Regions from separate parts of the Homo sapiens genome. Here region 1 is linked to region 2. The links are chromatin contacts, found by Hi-C in ENCODE. All regions are on one chromosome and are shown on one strand. Each heading gives the region's core, a stretch centred on a gene start or an enhancer-like site at or near the end of the contact. The rest is flanking DNA. Distances are from core to core; before and after follow the strand shown. Region 1 overlaps LOC105378008 (a long non-coding RNA gene). Region 2 holds the start of TAAR6 (trace amine associated receptor 6).

The links. A loop is a pair of places that touch in the nucleus more often than their neighbours do.
Region 1: a loop to region 2 is called in a map with no recorded cell type, with 2.1 times the contacts of the local background. The contact joins the enhancer-like site here to the promoter of TAAR6 in region 2. A Hi-C loop is called at or near these places in 1 of 37 single-sample maps with no recorded cell type.

What each region holds. Positions count from the first base shown.
Region 1 is chr6:132,916,179-132,922,890 of GRCh38, forward strand. LOC105378008 (a long non-coding RNA gene) reads left to right here. Exons shown (of 8, transcript XR_001744346.1): 3 at 3,477-3,796; 4 at 4,763-4,980. Among named protein-coding and RNA genes, the nearest start is that of SNORA33, 100 kb to the left of the region's middle. Within about 2 kb of position 3,478, at least 4 of the 41 ENCODE cell types and tissues checked have a DNase peak (open chromatin) inside an H3K27ac peak, as active enhancers do.
Region 2 is chr6:132,565,342-132,571,652 of GRCh38, forward strand. It overlaps TAAR6 (trace amine associated receptor 6), which reads left to right and starts at 4,981. Exons shown (of 1, transcript NM_175067.1): 1 at 4,981-6,018. The coding sequence starts at 4,981. The coding sequence ends at 6,018.

The sequences.
Region 1 (6,712 bases), core at 2,228-4,727, 350 kb after region 2:
TGTTCTCTGCACTTTAAATAAGTAACAACTTATTTACTCCTAATGACAACCCTGGAAATGGAATGGGTATTATCAGTTTCCTTATCTTGCTTGAGTACAAAATGGTTAAATAAATTGCTAAAAGTTAGTCATATAACTAGGTTTCAAACCCAAGCAGCCTAACTCTAATTCTATGCTTTCAACCACTATACGATGCTGTCTACTTTTTATTAAGCTTCAGAAAGTTAAATTATTCATTCCGTAACAGAGGGGAAAGGAGGAAGCTGAGAAATATTGGCATAGAATTTGAACTACTTAGAATTTTAAGGGTTGGTTGGTATGGTGTGGAAGGTGCAAAGTACCTTAGGAATCGTGCCAAAGCTTTGAACTTAAGCCTCTAGGTACAGTATATTAGACACATGATATTTTTGTCATCTGCTACCTTCAATAATAATTCATTTAATCCAGTGAAGGGTGGTAAACGCTTTGGAATACATACAAGATGCTGTGGTTGCCATGGGGTGAAGTAAGAAGATATAAAACAAATAATTAACTGTAGCCTGCAAATAGTTTTTCCACTGTGTACCTTCTATATGTTCTGCTGGTAAAATAACAACACCCATTCGAATAGCATGCTCACATGCATTGTTTCTTTGGATTCTTTCCACAACTCAGTAAGGTGTAATCAGTGCATTCATGATCCATGTCTTATAGATGCAAAGACTCAACTTGCCCAAAGTCATGAGTGGGGAAATGTGAAAATGAGTGAGGCATATGAATGAAATCATTTGTTCCTTTTCTCTGCCCTTTATCTTGCCTTTCATAATTATATTAGATAAGACAGTTTAATTGCAATTTATCCAATTGCAATTTATCTTAATCCTATTTATCTAATGTAAAACAATGTCAAAATTGGTCCAGTTTTTCATTAATGTTAAGAAAAGTGGGGCTGAGCAAGGTGGCTCACGCTTGTAATCCCAGTGCTTTGGGAGGCCGAGGCAGGTGGATGACTTGAGGTCTGGAGTTCGAGACTAGCCTGGCGAGCATGGTGAAACAATTAGTCAGGCATGGTGGCAGGTGCCTGTAATCCCAGCTACTTGGGAGGCTGAGACAGGAGAATCGCTTGAACCCAGGAAGTGGAGGTTGCAGTGAGCCAAGATTGCAGCACCTCATTCCAGCCTGGGAGACAGAGCTAGACTCCATCTCAAAAAAAATAAATAAATAATAAAAAAGTGATTGGTTGAGAAACCATTTCTGAAATGTTGTAATTGATGTACAGACCATCTCTACAGTCTCCTAATTTTGGGGAGATTTTAATTGCTGATCTTACCTTCCACTGTTACAACTCTTCTCTGTTCTATGAGCTTCCACCACCCACATTCCTATCTGGTGAGAGCCTAGAAGAACCAAATATAATGGTTCCCAGAAATCTGGGTGATGGTGTTAGTGATAGTGACCCATGTTTCTCCAACAATAACAATAACTTCATATCTGTTACCATGTTGGATTATTACCACAACCTCTTGAATTATGTGTGGTAGATATTAATGTCTCAGATTTATAGATGAAGAATTGGCACATAGGTAGGGTAAGTGATTCTGTGTTCTTTTGAAAGTTTTCTCATAGGTTTTACCATATATGTTTCTGTGAATTCAAGTCTACTGTGAAACGTACCTTTGCAAACCCACTCCTTCCCATTCTCCCCCATGTAAATAAATAGCACCTTCATCTAGCAGTTGCTTGAGTAAGAAACTTATGAGGTTTCCTTGAATTCTCTCTCTTCTTTCTCCCTACACCAAATCCATCAGCAAGTCCTGATTACTTTATTTCAAAAACGCAACCAGAATCTGTCCACTTCTTTTCATTGCAGGTATTTTTATCTATGTCATTTAGGACTAGCTCAGCCAGGACCTAGAACAGTATCTGGTATGTCATTAAGTCCTCAATAAATATTTGTAAAATGAATATTTCCACTATGATACTAGCAGTGATATTAAAAATATTTAGAAATATATATGGCAGGAACTTGGACCATCAGCAGGACTTCTGAAGTTCTTAAAGTTTCGTGCTCTGCCGGGTGCTAACACTTTGATCCCTGGGTCCTGAGGCAGTTTGGAAGTTCTGGGGGAAAGGATAAGATGGCTGAGACATCACTTAGGTATTACCTTTTCTCAAGTGTTAGGAGATACTTAATTTCTGTTAATGTGCTTATGAATTGAATGTCACAACAGAAAAAGGATTGTGTGTTCCTACATTTGGGAGATGAAGCCAACAATAGTTCACTAAATTTGAAGTATTTTTATAATTATGAACATATTAGGAAAGAAGCTAAAATACTTCTGTTATAATAAAGGCAAACTTTTACCCAAGCCAGGCAGTTTGGGAAATGCTGCTGAAAATGTATCCTCTCTCCAAGAAAAGTAACTTGAGTACTCATCTAATGACATTAAAAAAATTCCAACAGCCAATAATCACCTTGTAGCAATAGTATATAAGTGTGTATTTACCTGAGTAGTAACCAATTCTGATAAAGACTCCCTAGCCTACAAAAAAGATATTGATGTACAAAGACTAGGAATATAAATGCTTCATTAAAATAAAGAAGGAAACAGGAAGTCTGGTAAATTTTTGATACTATTTTAATTTTTAATCTATTTTATAAATTCTAAGTAGTGTCAGACAAGAGTGCATTATTGCTTCATAATTCAGTAGCTTTGTGATCTGTAGGCTGTTTACTACATCAGAAAAAAAAAGGATGGACAAGCAGAAAATCCTGTGAATCCTGAATTCTTATATTAATGTGAAAATATTACTACTCTGCTATTTGACTTGTCCTCGAATCCTTGGATTATTAATCAGTTTGAGAGGGTCCAGAGAGAGAGCCTTTCCTGTTGCAGATTTGCTTTGTCTGTTTCCGTCATCTGTATCAGATAGGAGTTAAGTTAGAAGTGAAACATGACATTCTGACAGTGAATCCAGCAGACAGATTCTTGGCTGCATTCTCTGCTACACTTGAACTTCTGCTAAGCATGTGATGAAAGAGTGTTTTCGACTGCACCAGCTGTGGAGAGGTTAATAAAACAAAAGAGGGGAAACAAAAGTGCTCACAGCAGAAAGCTTCTGGCTTTGCTGATTTTTCTGGTTACAAACAATATGTCAGAGAGCTGTAACTGCTGTGTTGGTTTGGGCTTTAAGCCATTTAAGACAAGTTGAGCTTCTGAATTAAAAGTTTAAAGAGAATAAATAAGCAGCACATCAGATGCAATGTTATGTATTTTGGTGCTGGAAATGGAAAGCTCTTACTTTGCCATAGACACTTGGAAATTAGGAAACTGGTGTGTATTTTGCTGGCATCCTTGATAGTTTCTCCCGTAAACAGAAACCTGCATAGGCTTTCAGATGTTTGAGATATGCAGAAGCAAAAGTGCTCTTGGCTTAGTGGACTGCAAGTAGTCTCTTATGCTCTCTCTCTCTCTTCCTGTGTCCAACTCCTCCAGCAAAGGACCATGGAATGTGGAACCTTGCCCAGCCTGCTGCTCAGGAGGCGATTGCTCAAGGCTGTCTTATGCAGAGGAGGTCAACAGTTGACCCATGAACCATTTAAACTGGAAGGAAGAATTAACCAATACCCTGAGAGATTGACTACAACTACTTTTTCCTGAAAGTTAGAGTGCAGAGTACAGGAGAGGAAGGCCATTTACTAATTTTCCTGCTTCCTTCACCAGTCCTCTACCTCTCCATACCTAAGGTCCTTCACTCAATATACTCAAGTCTTCTCTGCTATGTCTGCATTCCCACATGCCACGGCATATAAAAGGTAGGATAAGGAGTTCCATCACTTCACACAAGCATCTACCAGGAGGAGGAAAATAAAAACATTTTACCATCAACTTCGCCACTTGCTGTGAAACCGAAGGCTTGTTATATAAGCGTTTGGGGACATAATGAATGTGACTTACATATGTCATCTGGGAGACATGGTGTTTATATTTCTTGAGTTGAATTGGGGCAGAAAAATAATGGGCATCTAAAATGCTCAATAATTGAGAGAAACTTTAAAAGTTATTCCTCACCCTAGTTTGTCTAATATCTATCTTTATCATCTTATTTGTCAGTTCCTTGGGAAATTAAGAAATTTAGAAATTTCTACTGAAATAAAATGGATTGTTTTGGAGACTGTTTCTGAATAGTTGCAGAACTCCCCCAAAGTCCCAACACAAGTCTCATTCCTCGTTTCCTCCTGACCCCCAGTATTCTAGCTGATTCAAGTTCATGCCCACATCTTCTCTTCAGACGTGCAGTTCCTCAGAGAGTCTTCTTTGTGGCTCCTAGACTTATTATGTCAAGTACTGGAGCACCATGAACTTGCTAAGGAGCAAATGCACACGTGTTCTACACCAGAAGACAGTCAGATGCACTGATGTCTTGATTTATTGGGTTTGTAAATTTGGGTGTGATTAAGCACAGCACTGAGGAATCTGTCCTTTTAGACTGCGTTTACTGCAGGATAATGAATGTGATTTGATTTACACAAATGTGATCTGCGGAAAGGTTTGTTTAGGAGTACTCTAAGTCACAAACTGAGGTATATACTTCATATAAAGCATTAGTGAGGTCAAGGGAATAGTTGGGCAAAAGTGGGGAAGGTGTTGAGTTGGTTGGAACACTATGTGAGAAGCTAAGTTTCCCCAAATTTTGTTCAACATAAGCATACAATTATCAAATACCAATTTGATATCAAGACAATACTAATTTTTACTTCTTCTTTTCTCTCTGCCGCTAGCCTGTGAAGAAAAAACCAACACCTAGAATTTTTTCCATCCCTCACCTTTCCTTTGAGAACTCAACAACCCAAGCAACATGAACCTTTTCCCAAATACCATTTAGGAGAAGTCACTGGCAGTTTAAGAAACAGATTTTTTTAAAAAGTTCCAGGGTGAGACATCTTCCAACATAAACTTTAAATATCATTCTTAGCATCAAAGCAACAATATATTTAGTGTGAGTACTTATTTTTAATAAACTTGATTTTTTAGAGTTTATTTAAAAAATTTTTAGAATTTTATTTATTTTTGTGGTGTATATACTACATGTATGTATTTATGAGGTACTTAAGATGTTTTGATACAGGCATGCAATATGAAAAAAGCACATCATGGAGAATGGGGTATCCATCTCCTCAAGCATTTATCCTTTGAGTTACAAACAATCCAGTTAGGCTATTTATTTCAAAATGTATAATTAAGTTCTTAGTGAACTATAGTCACCCTATTGTGCTATCAAATTGTAGGTCTTATTCATCCTTTTTTTTTTTTTTTTTGAGATGGAGTCTTGCTCCATTGCCCAGGCTGGAGTGCAATGGCACGATCTTGGCTTACTGCAACCTCCTCCCTTGTTCAAGCGATTCTCCTGCCTCAGCCTCCAGAGAAGCTGGAATTATAGGTGTGCACCACCATCCCTGGCTAATTTTTGTATTTTTAGTAGAGACGAGGTTTCACCATGTTGGCAAGGCTGGTCTCGAACTCCTGACTTTAAGTGAGCCACCTGCCTCAGCCTCCCAAAGTGCTAGGATTACAGGTGTGAGCCAGTATGCCCAGCCCTTATTCATTCTTTCTATTTTCTTTTTTGTACCCATTAAGCATCCCCACCTCCCTGCCGGCCCTTCATTACCCTTCCTAGACTCTGGTAACCATCCTTCTACTCCTCTATGTTCATGAGTTCAGTTGTTTTGATTTTTGGATCCCACAAATAAGTGAGAACATGTGATGTTTGTCTTTCTGTGCCTGGCTTATTATCCTTAACATAATGATCTCCAGGACCATTGCAAATGACTGCATTTCATTCTCTTTTTATGGCTGAATAGTACTCCATTGTGTATAGGGATTACATTTTCTTTATCCATTCATCTGTTGATGGACACTTAGGTTGCTTCCAAATCTTAGCTATTGCAAACAGTGCACGACAAACATAGGAGTGCAGATATCTCTTCCATATCCTGATTTCCTTTTTTTGGGGTATACAACCAGCAGTGGGATTGCTGGATCATATGATAGCTCAATCTTTAGTTTTTTGAGGAACCTCCAAATTGTTCTCCATTGTGGTTGTACTAATTTACATTCCCACCAACAGTGTATGAGGGTTCCCTTTTCTCCACATCCTTGCTAGCATTTGTTGTTCCCTGTCTTTTGGATATAAGCTGAACCTTAGTTTTTAATCTCTAAAATAGAACTAAGAGTGTTTAGGTAAATACAAAAATTCGATATGTGTCTAAAATAAAGATACCTAGCAGAGAATATGCAAAAAATTAAAGTTTTGCCTCCTCTTATATAAGAAATATAATTAACACTTACTAAATTTGATAGTAGAGGTGAATGTAAATTGATTCCATAAAATAACCTTTACAAACATAATATAACCAACCAGTAAAATTGGCTTTGAGGAGACATTTGGCTTCTAATTCAGAGAATACTTCATCTTCGTATTTTCTCCAGTATTTTTGGAATGTATGTTCAGCGGGCAATAAACAAACAGAAATTTCAAATCATCTTCGTCTTGGTTTGGAAGAAGTAGAAATAGTATAACTATTGGCCACTGAGTTGCTGTGGGTTTCCCAGGAGACGAGATGTGCTGGGCGTGGACCCTTAGATTGTGGAGGGGCAAAATTACAGGGCTCAGAAGAAAATATTATTCTACATGGCCCAACAAGGCATGTTATCAGATACTTAGTACTGGC
Region 2 (6,311 bases), core at 3,731-6,230:
AGACTCAATTTTATACCAACAAAAATTCCACAGGTTTTTTTGAGCAGAAATCGGCATGGTGATTTTAAAATTTATATGAAATCTCAAAAGAAATGGAATGGACTAAAGAATTTTGATAAAGGATAGCAAAGTGGAAGCCTTATATTAATACAACCTGACTTACTAGAGGCCAGGAGCAGTGGCTGACGCCTGTAATCCCAGCACTTTGGGAGGCTGAGGCGGGTGGATCATGAGGTCAGGAGATCGAGACCAGCCTGGCAAACATGGTGAAACCCCGTCTCTACTAACAATAAAAAATTAGCTGGGTGTGGTGGCACATGCCTATAGTCTCAGTTACTCAGAAAGAATAGCCTTTTAAAGAAATGCTGCTGGAATTGCTGAATATTCGTATACTACTACTATGGCTACTACTAAACCCCAAACCCTTCCTCACAACACATTCAAAATTAATATGAAATTAGATCTAAACATTAGAACTAAAATTGTAAAAATTCTAGAGGGAGCATAGAAGAAAAAGTTGGGATAATCGGGACAGGCAAAGATTTCTTAGAAAATAAACAAAGTCAATAACCATACAAATTAGTTAAATTTTTTGAAAATTAAAACCTTCTACTTTTCAAAAACACTGTCAAGGGACTGAAAAGTAGACATTTACAGCATGTATTTGGAAATAAGATATATCCAGTCAACTCAATAATAAAAAATAAAATTCAGTGAAAAATGAGCAAACGTTTTTACAGATGGTTCACTAAAATGAATACATTAGCAGCTAATAATAACATGAAAAGATGCTCAACATCATTATTCACCAACTTAAAAATGTGAGATACTGCTACACCCTGTAGAATGGATACAACAAAAAGAAATGGCAGTACCAAGTGTTGAAGAGGGCTTAGAGCGATTGGAACATTCAGGTTGCTGGTGGGAGCATAAAATGGTGCAATTATTTTAGAAGATAGTTCTTAGCTTCTTACACAGTTAAGCATAAGTTTCCCATAAAATCCATCAATTCTGCATCTAGATATTTACCCAAAAATATAAAAGCATGTGTTTATGCAAATAATTGTATATGAATATTTACAGCACTGCTATAGCAGCCCCGACAGGAACACTGTCCAAACGTCTATCAACGGGGTATATTAATAAATCAGGTGTGGTATATTCATGCCATGCAATCCTACTTAGTAATAATAAGAAATGAACAACGAATATACCCAATAACATGAATGAATCTCCCAGATACTGAACTGAGTGAAAGAGCTGGTCACAGAGGAGTACATGCTGTGTGGTTCTCTTCACATGTGATTTTGAGAATGGGCAAAAATAATCTATAGCGATAGAAAGGAGATCAGTGCTTGCCCATGGCAGGAGAAAGGAAGTGGGGGTAAGATTGGCTGCAAAGGGCAATTAATGTGTCTAATCGCATCATCTTACACAGATAAAATTTGACATTGTAGTTTCTACAAAATCCTAATTAGTCTGCTTACCATAATTATAACATAATTGACATAGTTGTCAATTTGAGTTTAATAAATGAATAAAACTGATTCTTATACTTTGATCCACAGCACTCGACAATTACTTTTGTATACAAAGTTTCAGAGACTGTATTGTGTAATTTGTAAATCAGGAAATATTTAACTAAAGAAATATGCATAAAATTTATTTTAATATTTCAAAATACAAAGTAATATGGTTTTTAGGATTGTAGTTAGTGATAATTCGTATTCGTAAGAAAAATAAGTTTTGTTGGAATTATAATGGATAAGATATTCACAAATTTAAAATTATATAGATAAAATGTCCTAGAGATTTATGGTTGTTTTAGTATAATATTACATCAATGTATCACAATAAACTGGGTTTTGAAAATAAATAAATTAATTCAAAAACAAAAACAATAGAATCCAAGGATTCCAGTGCATGATTCATTTTCCAGTGGATCTAAGTGTCAGTGTGTTTTACAAATTTGTTTTGACAAAACACTTACCTAGAATTCTTTACTTTAATTACACTTGTATAAATTGATATAGCAAATAAACGAAAAAATGAAGAAAAATGACTGGACAAGTATGAGTTCTACCTCAGATATAAAACTAAGGTATTAAAAAAGGAAGATTTGCTAGAGCTCATTTGGAGGCTGTGATTGAAGAAAAAGTACTTTCATACTGTTTCTCACCCTACTCAAAGTATTCCACAAGCTGTTAATCTATATTTCTAAGAAATACTTGTCAAACACAAATGGATTATGGAATGAATCAACCTGAGCACTGACTCAGCTATGCACTAACTTGAAGAATTACTTAGACCATAACTTAGATAAATTGATTGCATATAATCAATGCCCACTTCTTTTCCTTTACAGTTGAACACTTCGACCCTGCTTTGTGTTTGGTTGCTTTTAGCCTCTAATCCAAAGAGACAAGAGTACAAAACATTTGTCTCCCCTTTCTCTTATTAACAAACTTCTGAGTTTGGGTACTGCAACAACAGGGCCTCATTATCACATCTTTCTCCCACCTTAGTCATAATGAAGAATGTTTCACACTCTGGATCACTGGGGAGATGGTTTACTTAGTGGACTTTTATTTTAGAAATGTCTTTAAGGAGTTCACAACCTGCAAACTAAAGAGCAAGTGTAGAAGTGAGACTGAAAACTTTAGCTGATGCAAGACACTCAAAAGTTTGCCTCCAAATTCTTCCCCGGGTGTTAGAATCATAAAACTCTGGGAAAGAGGATTTCTGCTTACTCTCGATCTTATCTGATCCAAATCCATTTATGATGATGGTTTTAGGAGCAAGATTGAAAGAGTTGTATATGTGCAATAATTTTAGAGGCCTTGAAAACACCCTCCAATTGACATCCCATGTCAGCACTGGACTAGGGCTCTTTATTCACTAATCCAGAACATTAAAGTATAAGTTAAAACAGAATCCTCTAGTACGTTTAAGTGGTACAATAAAAAAATAGAATATCTAAAATTCTATAAATATTAAAGTAGAATTTTTGTTTTCTCATGTTTTTAGGGACCCCTTTGTCTCATCTGCCTGTCATTGTGCTTACTGTAGACGCTATTGTCTTTCGTCTGTGTAGTACTTATCACAATTTGAAATTGTAAATCTGTCTTTCTATTTCCTTAAGTTTTGTTTTCCTCTTAAGATTATAAGCTTCGTGAGTATAGTGGTCATAACAGTTTTGTTCATTACTTGAATACACAGCTACTGGAATTCAATAAATATGTGTTGAATAGATGAATTAATAAATGAATATCAGAATGATGAAGGGATATAAAGTTATTTTTCTATTTGAAATCGAGGCATCACTTGACACTTTTTTATTGCCTAAGACAATTGTCTTAATGGAGGAAGGGGGTTGATTTTGTCCCTTGAGGAATTTGGCAATGTCTGGAGACGTTTTTGGTATCTCAACTAGAAGGATTTTACTGACATCTCGTAGCAGGGGTGCTGCTAAAAGCCACGTGATTAACAGAATAATTTATCATATCAAAGAGTTATCTGAATTCAAAAGTCCATTGTGCTCAAGTTGAGAAAGCCCCGCACGGGGTTTTGTCTATATAAGAAATTGACACCATTTCACAAAATCAGACATACAGAAAATATTAAGAAGCATCTGAAAACTACTTGGTTAAGAGTGTTAATTTTATTGAGTAGGAATCAGATAGCGAGATTGATTAATAATAATACTTATCACTCTTTATAACTTGAAAAGCAAGTTCACAAATGTCTCTAAAGTCACAGCCCTGTACTGGAAAGAGAGTTGAACCCTTCTTCAGGAAGACAATAATATAATAATAACAATATTTTCTTCACTCTGCAGTGTCTTTACATTCCAGGGTTGGGAACATTACTGAGGATTCTCTTCCCATTTTCCAGTTTCCTGTTCATTATTCTTATTTTTTTGACTGCTTTTAGCATCGGGAGCACAAAGGCCAGTCACCAGGAATTGCAAACAAATGCGTAGTCAGAGAGAGAGGGCTCACTGCCCATTTGTCATGTGGATGCAGACACATTGCAGATGTGTTCCCAGTAACAATGTCTTGAGAAGAGGACTGGTCTTTCCACCAGCATCTCAGAAATGCCGGTGTGTCTAAACAGCATGTCGTTCTTTAATGCTTTCATGCAATATATTTTATCAATCTCAAGTTCCCCTCACTATGTATTATAATAATTTCTGCTTGTTGGTAACCAATGCAGATGGAAAATTGATTCTTAACAGAAGAGAAAGAGCCAAGTATTGATGCTTACTATTTACACCCTATTGTATCTTTGTAACAAAAACCCGGGTGGCTAAGTTATGATTGGGAACAAGGGAATGGTTCAAGTCTATGCACTAAGGAAAAACAAATCTTTGGCCTAAAACAATAATGATAATAGAATTTAATATAGAGTAGAGACCTGTTTTGTAGAATAACTTTCCTAGTAATCACTGTTGAAAATAATCATACTAGTTCACACCGCGCACTACAGGGATTCCATCGAGGGATTTTCCCATTGAAGGCATTTATTTAGCTAAAAGGACTTCATCTTTAAGGCGGTAATGCAGGACAGATAACAGAGATAAAGATAACAGGAGGTGATCTTTCAGCTCCATAATTACATTCCATATCAGCGACTGTTGCACAGAGAAACTCAAAAGGTAAAAATAAAATATGAAAGGATATTTAAAATCAAAAGGAATTTTATCAAATTAAGAGCATGAGACATTTATCAGTTGAAACAATCTCCAATAATCTTGTGCAATATAATTTTTGTCAAATTTTATTTTGTCATAAACATTTGGGATTTATAATAAAAATGGAAACTTGAAAAATTATATTAGAGATAATATCTGATCATTTCCTCTGGCATCCTGGTGAATATGTGTTTTTTTCCGCAGGAGCACTGAAAATCAGGAACAATCCTGTATTTTTTGTGATAATCAACAAGGACAAAACTTCTCCATATGTAAATAACAGCGTTATGAGCAGCAATTCATCCCTGCTGGTGGCTGTGCAGCTGTGCTACGCGAACGTGAATGGGTCCTGTGTGAAAATCCCCTTCTCGCCGGGATCCCGGGTGATTCTGTACATAGTGTTTGGCTTTGGGGCTGTGCTGGCTGTGTTTGGAAACCTCCTGGTGATGATTTCAATCCTCCATTTCAAGCAGCTGCACTCTCCGACCAATTTTCTCGTTGCCTCTCTGGCCTGCGCTGATTTCTTGGTGGGTGTGACTGTGATGCCCTTCAGCATGGTCAGGACGGTGGAGAGCTGCTGGTATTTTGGGAGGAGTTTTTGTACTTTCCACACCTGCTGTGATGTGGCATTTTGTTACTCTTCTCTCTTTCACTTGTGCTTCATCTCCATCGACAGGTACATTGCGGTTACTGACCCCCTGGTCTATCCTACCAAGTTCACCGTATCTGTGTCAGGAATTTGCATCAGCGTGTCCTGGATCCTGCCCCTCATGTACAGCGGTGCTGTGTTCTACACAGGTGTCTATGACGATGGGCTGGAGGAATTATCTGATGCCCTAAACTGTATAGGAGGTTGTCAGACCGTTGTAAATCAAAACTGGGTGTTGACAGATTTTCTATCCTTCTTTATACCTACCTTTATTATGATAATTCTGTATGGTAACATATTTCTTGTGGCTAGACGACAGGCGAAAAAGATAGAAAATACTGGTAGCAAGACAGAATCATCCTCAGAGAGTTACAAAGCCAGAGTGGCCAGGAGAGAGAGAAAAGCAGCTAAAACCCTGGGGGTCACAGTGGTAGCATTTATGATTTCATGGTTACCATATAGCATTGATTCATTAATTGATGCCTTTATGGGCTTTATAACCCCTGCCTGTATTTATGAGATTTGCTGTTGGTGTGCTTATTATAACTCAGCCATGAATCCTTTGATTTATGCTTTATTTTACCCATGGTTTAGGAAAGCAATAAAAGTTATTGTAACTGGTCAGGTTTTAAAGAACAGTTCAGCAACCATGAATTTGTTTTCTGAACATATATAAGCAGTTGTATAGACGAAGTTCAGGATACCTTTAAAATTACCAAGCGAAATGAGTTTTTAAAAATCAAGTAAGACTATGAATGAATAGCAAATAAATTGCTCTTCAAATGAAAAACAAATCAATGTTTTTCAGTCTTGTTAAGATGTGCACTTTCCTGTCCCTTCTGCAAAAGTATTTACTTGGCTAACAAATGTTAAATTCCTATTTGTTAACTGCTTTAGAGCTCAGCATATCCCACTCCCTGCAGACACTTTTTGTCTTTTAATCCATTGACTCTTCCCTCTGCTCTGGTA